Regions from separate parts of the Homo sapiens genome. Here region 2 is linked to region 1. Evidence: read pairs that join two places in POLR2A ChIA-PET (ENCODE). Cell type or tissue: PC-9. All regions are shown on one strand. Each heading gives the region's core, and the rest is flanking DNA. Links, peaks and the distances in the headings are about the cores only. Region 1 overlaps S100A13 (S100 calcium binding protein A13). Region 2 has its middle 7.8 kb from the start of MIR8083.

What was found. Peaks named below come from ENCODE experiments on the same cell type or tissue, not always from the same donor. Only the 100,000 strongest peaks of a DNase experiment are listed, where the experiment ranks them.
Region 2: POLR2A ChIA-PET joins it to region 1 with 12 read pairs; 8 of 35 experiments call an interaction of 5 or more read pairs at or near these places.

Annotation. Positions count from the first base shown.
Region 1 is chr1:153,621,476-153,624,384 of GRCh38, forward strand. The region is part of intron 2 of S100A13 (S100 calcium binding protein A13); the gene reads right to left. Among named protein-coding and RNA genes, the nearest start is that of S100A13, 4.6 kb to the right of the region's middle. In PC-9, for the core only: no CTCF peak of the experiment used is centred there; no DNase peak of the experiment used is centred there.
Region 2 is chr1:153,696,132-153,699,040 of GRCh38, forward strand. It overlaps the pseudogene GEMIN2P1. Among named protein-coding and RNA genes, the nearest start is that of MIR8083, 7.8 kb to the left of the region's middle. In PC-9, for the core only: no CTCF peak of the experiment used is centred there; a DNase peak (open chromatin) is centred at 1,270; H3K27ac peaks cover 926 bases.

The DNA.
Region 1 (2,909 bases), core at 115-2,614:
TTATAAAATGTTACTGGCTGGGCATGGTGGCTCATGCCTGTAATCCCAGAACTTTGGGAGGCCAAGGCGGGTGGATAACTCGAGGTCAGGCGTTCAAGACCAGCCTGGCCAACGTGATGAAACCCCATCTCGGGCAACCCGCTCGGGTCTCTCACACTGTGGAAGCTTTGTTCTTTCGCTCTTTGCAATAAATCTTGCTGCTGCTCAAAAAAAAAAAGAAAGAAAGAAAGAAAGAAACCCCATCTCTACTAAAAATGCAAAAATCAGCCAGGCATGGTGATGCACGGTTCAAGAATCGCTCGAACCCAAGAGGTGGAGGTTGCAGTGAGCCGAGATCACACCACTGCACTCCAGCCCAGCCTGGGTGACAGAGTGAGACCTCGTCTCAAAAAAATTAAAAAAAAAAAAAATTGAAGTTCCATTTCACTCAGAATTATATAAGCGTAAATCAGAAAAAGATATCATTTTCACATCATAGATTAGCAAAAAGTAAAAGCTCAATAACACCCAGTTTGGACAAGTACACAGGCATCGCATGAAGTGTGGGTAGCCATATAAACTGGTACAACTTTTTTAGGAGGCAAATTGGTAATCACAAAAATTAAAAATGAAAGCTGGTCTCGGTGGCTCACCCCTGTAATCCCAGCACTTTGGGAGGCCGAGGCAGGCAGATCATCTGAAGTCAGGAGTGCGAGACCAGCCTGGCCAACATGGCGAAACCTCGTCTCTACTAAAAATACAAAAATTAGCCAGGCGTGGTGGCACAAGCCTGTAGTCCCAGCTACTCAGGGAGGCTGAGCCAGGAAAATCGCTTGAACCTGGGAGGCAGAGGTTGCAGTGACCCGAGATCATGCCACTGCACTCCAGCCTGGGTGAAAGAGCAAGATCCTTTCTCAAAAACAAATTAAAAATGAACATGCCACTTAACCTAATATTTCTACTGCCAAACATTTACCTTATGTTGTTATTTTTCCACCAGTATGTAGGTATACAAACAGATATTTGCAAGAAGGAAGAAATGGACATAAGAAAAATTTCCATCAATAAAGGATTGGGCTGGGCATAGTGGCTCATGCCTGTAATCCCAACACTTTGGGAGGCCAGGGCAGGAGGATCACTTAAGCCTAGGAGTTCAAGACCAGCATGGGCAATATAATGAGGCCCTGCCTCTACAAAAACATTTAAAAATTAGGCCTCAGTTTCCATATATGTGAAGTGAGGAATGGGGACTGTGTTTTCTCTTGGCCTCCTTCCAGCTGTGATGGTCTGTGAATCTCCTGGAAGCCAGCTCTGGGTCCAGTCCTGTCTTGGGGAAATTAGACCAGAAAAGCACAGAACATACACAAGAACCCAACAGCATCATCTGATACAAGCCCATACTCCCACTGGCACACAGTATCTTTGCTTACCTAATTACATGCACGCACACGTACAGAGGCCCTGTCTCTACAAAAAAATTAAAAAATTAGCCAGACATGGTGGCACATGCCTGTAGTCCCAGCTACTCAGAAGGCTGAGGTGGAAGGATCACTTGAGCGTAGGAGGTAGAGGCTGCAGTGAACTGTAATCACGCCATTGCACTCTAGCCTGGGCAACAAAGTGAGACTCTGTCTCAAAAAAAAAAAAAGAGGTATCAGTTGTAAGCTGGTAAGAACGATACAGTGGAGAAGGAAAATTTGAGGACACAAGAAAGAGAGGAGTAATTTCAAGAGGAAAGTCTTTTTTTTTGAGACGGAGTCTCGCTCTGTCGGTCACCCAGACTGGAGTGCAGTGGGTGAGAGGGGATGGGATCCAGGGCACCAGTGAAGGGTTGGCCTTAGGGGCAGTGACGTATCATTTGCATAACAGAAGACTGCTGATTTCGGGGAGGGAGCACATACAAGTTTCCTGATTGCTCCTATTTTCGTTTCCTTTTTTTTTTTTTTCCTTTGAGACAGTCTCCCTCTGTTGCCCAGGCTGGAGTGCAGTGGTGCAATCTCAGCTCCCTGCAACCTCTGCCTCCTGGGTTCAAGCAATTTTCCTGCTTCAGCCTCCCAAGTAGCTGGGATTACAGGCGCACACAACCATGCCCAGCTAATTTTTTAAATATATTTTTAGTAGAGATGGGGTTTCACTATGTTGGCCAGGCTGGTCTCGAAGTCCTGAACTTCTCAGTGAGTAAACTTCTCAGGAAAAGGGAGAACGTGGAAAGATGTACTGAGCTTTGAGGAGAGAAGACAAATTGTGAAATAATTATCTGAAAGAACTGGTAAATGAATCAACCAGGGAAACACAGAACCGCCAGGTATTGCCAAGGGTCCCTTTTGGGGTCTGTGGTTATAGATTTAAAGTGAGACAAGTCAACAAAGCTATGCATTTTTCTCCAGCCAGATTCAGCTATCCAAGTGCAGGTGCAGAACAGTGGATTTAACTGGCAAGTTACTATAGGTGAAATGGTGGATTAACTGGGTTGAGAACAGAGAGAGACAGAATCAACGGGGTTAAGGCAGTGATTACAATTAGAAGCCTTAGAACCTGAGGTGAGGAGGAAGGGCAATGAGGACCCGAGGGATGTTGATGGAAGATGCAAAAGTGAGAGGGTCGAGAGACTGAAGGTACCTGAGGAGTCAGGGAAGTGCTGAAGTGGAGAAGCTAGAGAGGGGAACAGAACTGGAATGACAGGAGGAGGTCAGCAGATAAAGGGAAACTTGAAATCAAGATTTTGGAAGTTGTGCGTTATTTTGTTAATGACACAGTCTAAAGCATGAACAGAGGAGTGGGATGCTGAGATGTAAGAAGACAAATCTTTTTGGAAATGAGGAGTTGAGAAAATTGAAAGGCCCAGATGTTGGATGAATTGTCTGTGCGGATGCTGAAGCCACTGAGAATAACAACAGAAGCAGTGATGAGAAGAAAACAGTGAGCCAGGA
Region 2 (2,909 bases), core at 294-2,793, 75 kb after region 1:
TTTTAATTTTTTTTTTTTTGAGTCAGAGTCTTGCTCTGTCACCCAGGCTGGAGAGCAGTGGCGCGATCTCCGCTCACTGCAAGCTCCACCTCCTGGGTTCACCCCATTCTCCTGCCTCAGCCTCCCGAGTAGCTGGGACTACAGGCGCCCGCCACCGTGCCCGGCTAATTTTTTTGTATTTTTAGTTGAGACGGGGTTTCACCATGTTAGCTAGGATGGTCTCGATCTCCTGATCTCGTGATCCGCCCATCTCAGCCTCCCAAAGTGCTGGGATTACAGGCGTGAGCCACCGCGCCCAGCCACAAATCCTTATTTATTTATTTATTTATTTATTTTTTTTTTTTTTTTTTTTTTTTGAGACGGAGTCTCGCTCTGTCGCCCAGGCCGGACTGCGGACTGCAGTGGCGCAATCTCGGCTCACTGCAAGCTCCGCTTCCCGGGTTCACGCCATTCTCCTGCCTCAGCCTCCTGAGTAGCTGGGACTACAGGCGCCCGCCACCGCGCCCGGCTAATTTTTTGTATTTTTAGTAGAGACGGGGTTTCACCTTGTTAGCCAGGATGGTCTCGATCTCCTGACCTCATGATCCACCCGCCTCGGCCTCCCAAAGTGCTGGGATTATAGGCGTGAGCCACCGTGCCCGGCCCGACAAATCCTTATTTATTAACTCATGTAAGATAACAATAATAAGCCTATTACATGTTAATAATTGTTGACTGCTTTATCAAGAACATTCTTATGTGAAACCAGCCTTTTCAGTGTGCAGTGGTGAAGAATGCATGCAATACTAATTGGGTGCCACTGCCTTGATTTATGTAAAGCCACAGCAGTTTTACCCCCATTGCTTTTGCACTTCGATGCAATGTGTCAACTCTGTCAAAAAGGCAAATAACGTATTAGAATTATTATGAAAATCGTTTGACCTCATCTATGCCCTGAAAAAATATTTGGGACTCCCAGGATTTGCGGACCACACCTTGAGAACTGTTATGTTACTCAATGGCTGGCATACAGTAGGAATCAGATAATTAGTATGGACTGAATGGAGAGGCCTGGGAGCTGGGGAGGAAGTGGGGGTCGGGTGGGAACATATGGATGCCTTTCAACCCAGGTGAAATTTGGGGATTGTCCACGTGCTCCTCCATTCCCCATGTCAGTGTAGACAAATGTTGAGTCATAGTTTGCAAAATGCCTCTCAGCTGGGCCAGGAGCCCTGGTTTCCCTGCTGGACCCACCCCTCACCCCTCCTTCCCAGGCAGGCAGGCAGGCAGGAATGCGGGGGAGAGGTGGCTGCAGCTCCACCGCCCTCATGGGGGAGGAAAGTGCCAGACATTTCTTCAGGACCATCCATCAAGTGCAGGCAGGCCTCTCCCCTGACCTCCCAGGCCTCTTCCTGGAGTCCACCCTGTGGGACCTGGACGTAGGGTGGCCACTGGGAGCTTGGAGGTCTGGCGTGGCACTGCTCCCTGGTACACGGCTGGCAGTTTGGGATAAAGAAAGGATAAATTGCTCCCCTCCTGTCCAGTGACTCTTGTTTTGTGCTTCCCGCCCACCCTTTTTGGCACCAGTCAGGCTCAATTTATCGGGAGAGGGAGCAGACATGGTCCAGTCCTCTCACCAGCCAAGCCGGGGATGAACAGCACTGGGAAGGCCTAACCAAGAGTGGTTGTCCTGTCAACCACAGCTACTGAACTTCCTGATGGGCCCCGGTGGCCCTGTAGCCTCCCATGCCCCAGTTCCTCCCCACAAGGGGAGCAGACAGCCCCTGAAGAGACTGGCTATGATAAAGAGAGCTGTGAGGCCTAGGAAGTTAGATCAGGGTGGAGCTGGGACAGCTACGGGGACTTGGGCTCTGGGGAGAGGAGCCTTAAATGAGGTGGGGAAGAGGGGCAGGGAGTGGACGACTGAGGAGCTCCAGAAGCACAATTCTAGGAAATTGCCGGTCAGATCCTTCCGAGGCAGCCTGGCTCCACTGCGGGCACCGGGAGGGGAAGGGGCTGTGCGGCGGAGGTGAGGAGGGGCCTAAGGAGTCGATGATTTCAGCGGCCCGAGAACTTTCACTGGAACTAAGGAGATTTCCTTCCGGAGGAAGGCCCCTGAAGCCAGGAAGAACTGGGAAAGCCATTCCTAAGGGGGCACCAGGAGGGTAGCAATAAAGCCCTCCCCACAGGCCGGGGAGACCGTCTTGTGCCAGGAACCTCCGCCCACATGGGAGGGGCAGTCTAGCCTCTCAGTTTCCCGGGCTGTCCCGCCTAGTACGTTTGGGAGGGGTGAGGGCCACAGGGTTTCCCCAGAGTATGGTAAGAATAACAATAATAATTGGCATTCGATTGTGCCTTGCAGTTGACAAAGGCTTTCACATACATTATCTCATCAGCCCACGTAACGCCCCTGGAAGAGTGGGGCGGGCTGAGAAGGCAGCTCAGCAGGCGGGTGGAAGGGCCAGCTGGAGGCTGTGCAGAGGGAACCCCCGCCCAGCCAGCCCCGAACAAGGCCACGGCCTGGAACAAAAATGGAGCTGACAGAAACAGACAAATAACCTCCTCCCTCACCCGCTCTTTTCTCTACGTCAAAGGGTTTGAGTCATTTATCACAGCAGTATATTTAGTAATAATTATTTTTAAAAAAGATTTATACCTTTCAGGACAGATCCGTGGAATCTAATTAAGCAGAGCCCAGTTTTGCAGACTGAAAGTCAATTTTTTAATTAAATTGCAGGAGCTATAAAAATAAATAAATTAACCATTTAAAAAAAAAAAAAGAATGCGGTCCAGGAAGATTTAATCTCTTTGGGTTGGAACGCAAGTAAGATTCCAGGCGAGGTGTTTACCACCAAGATGAAGGGTCGGGATGCGGATGAATTTGGTGTTGCACAAAGACAGGAGAGGACGCTCTGGAGGAAGATGAGACC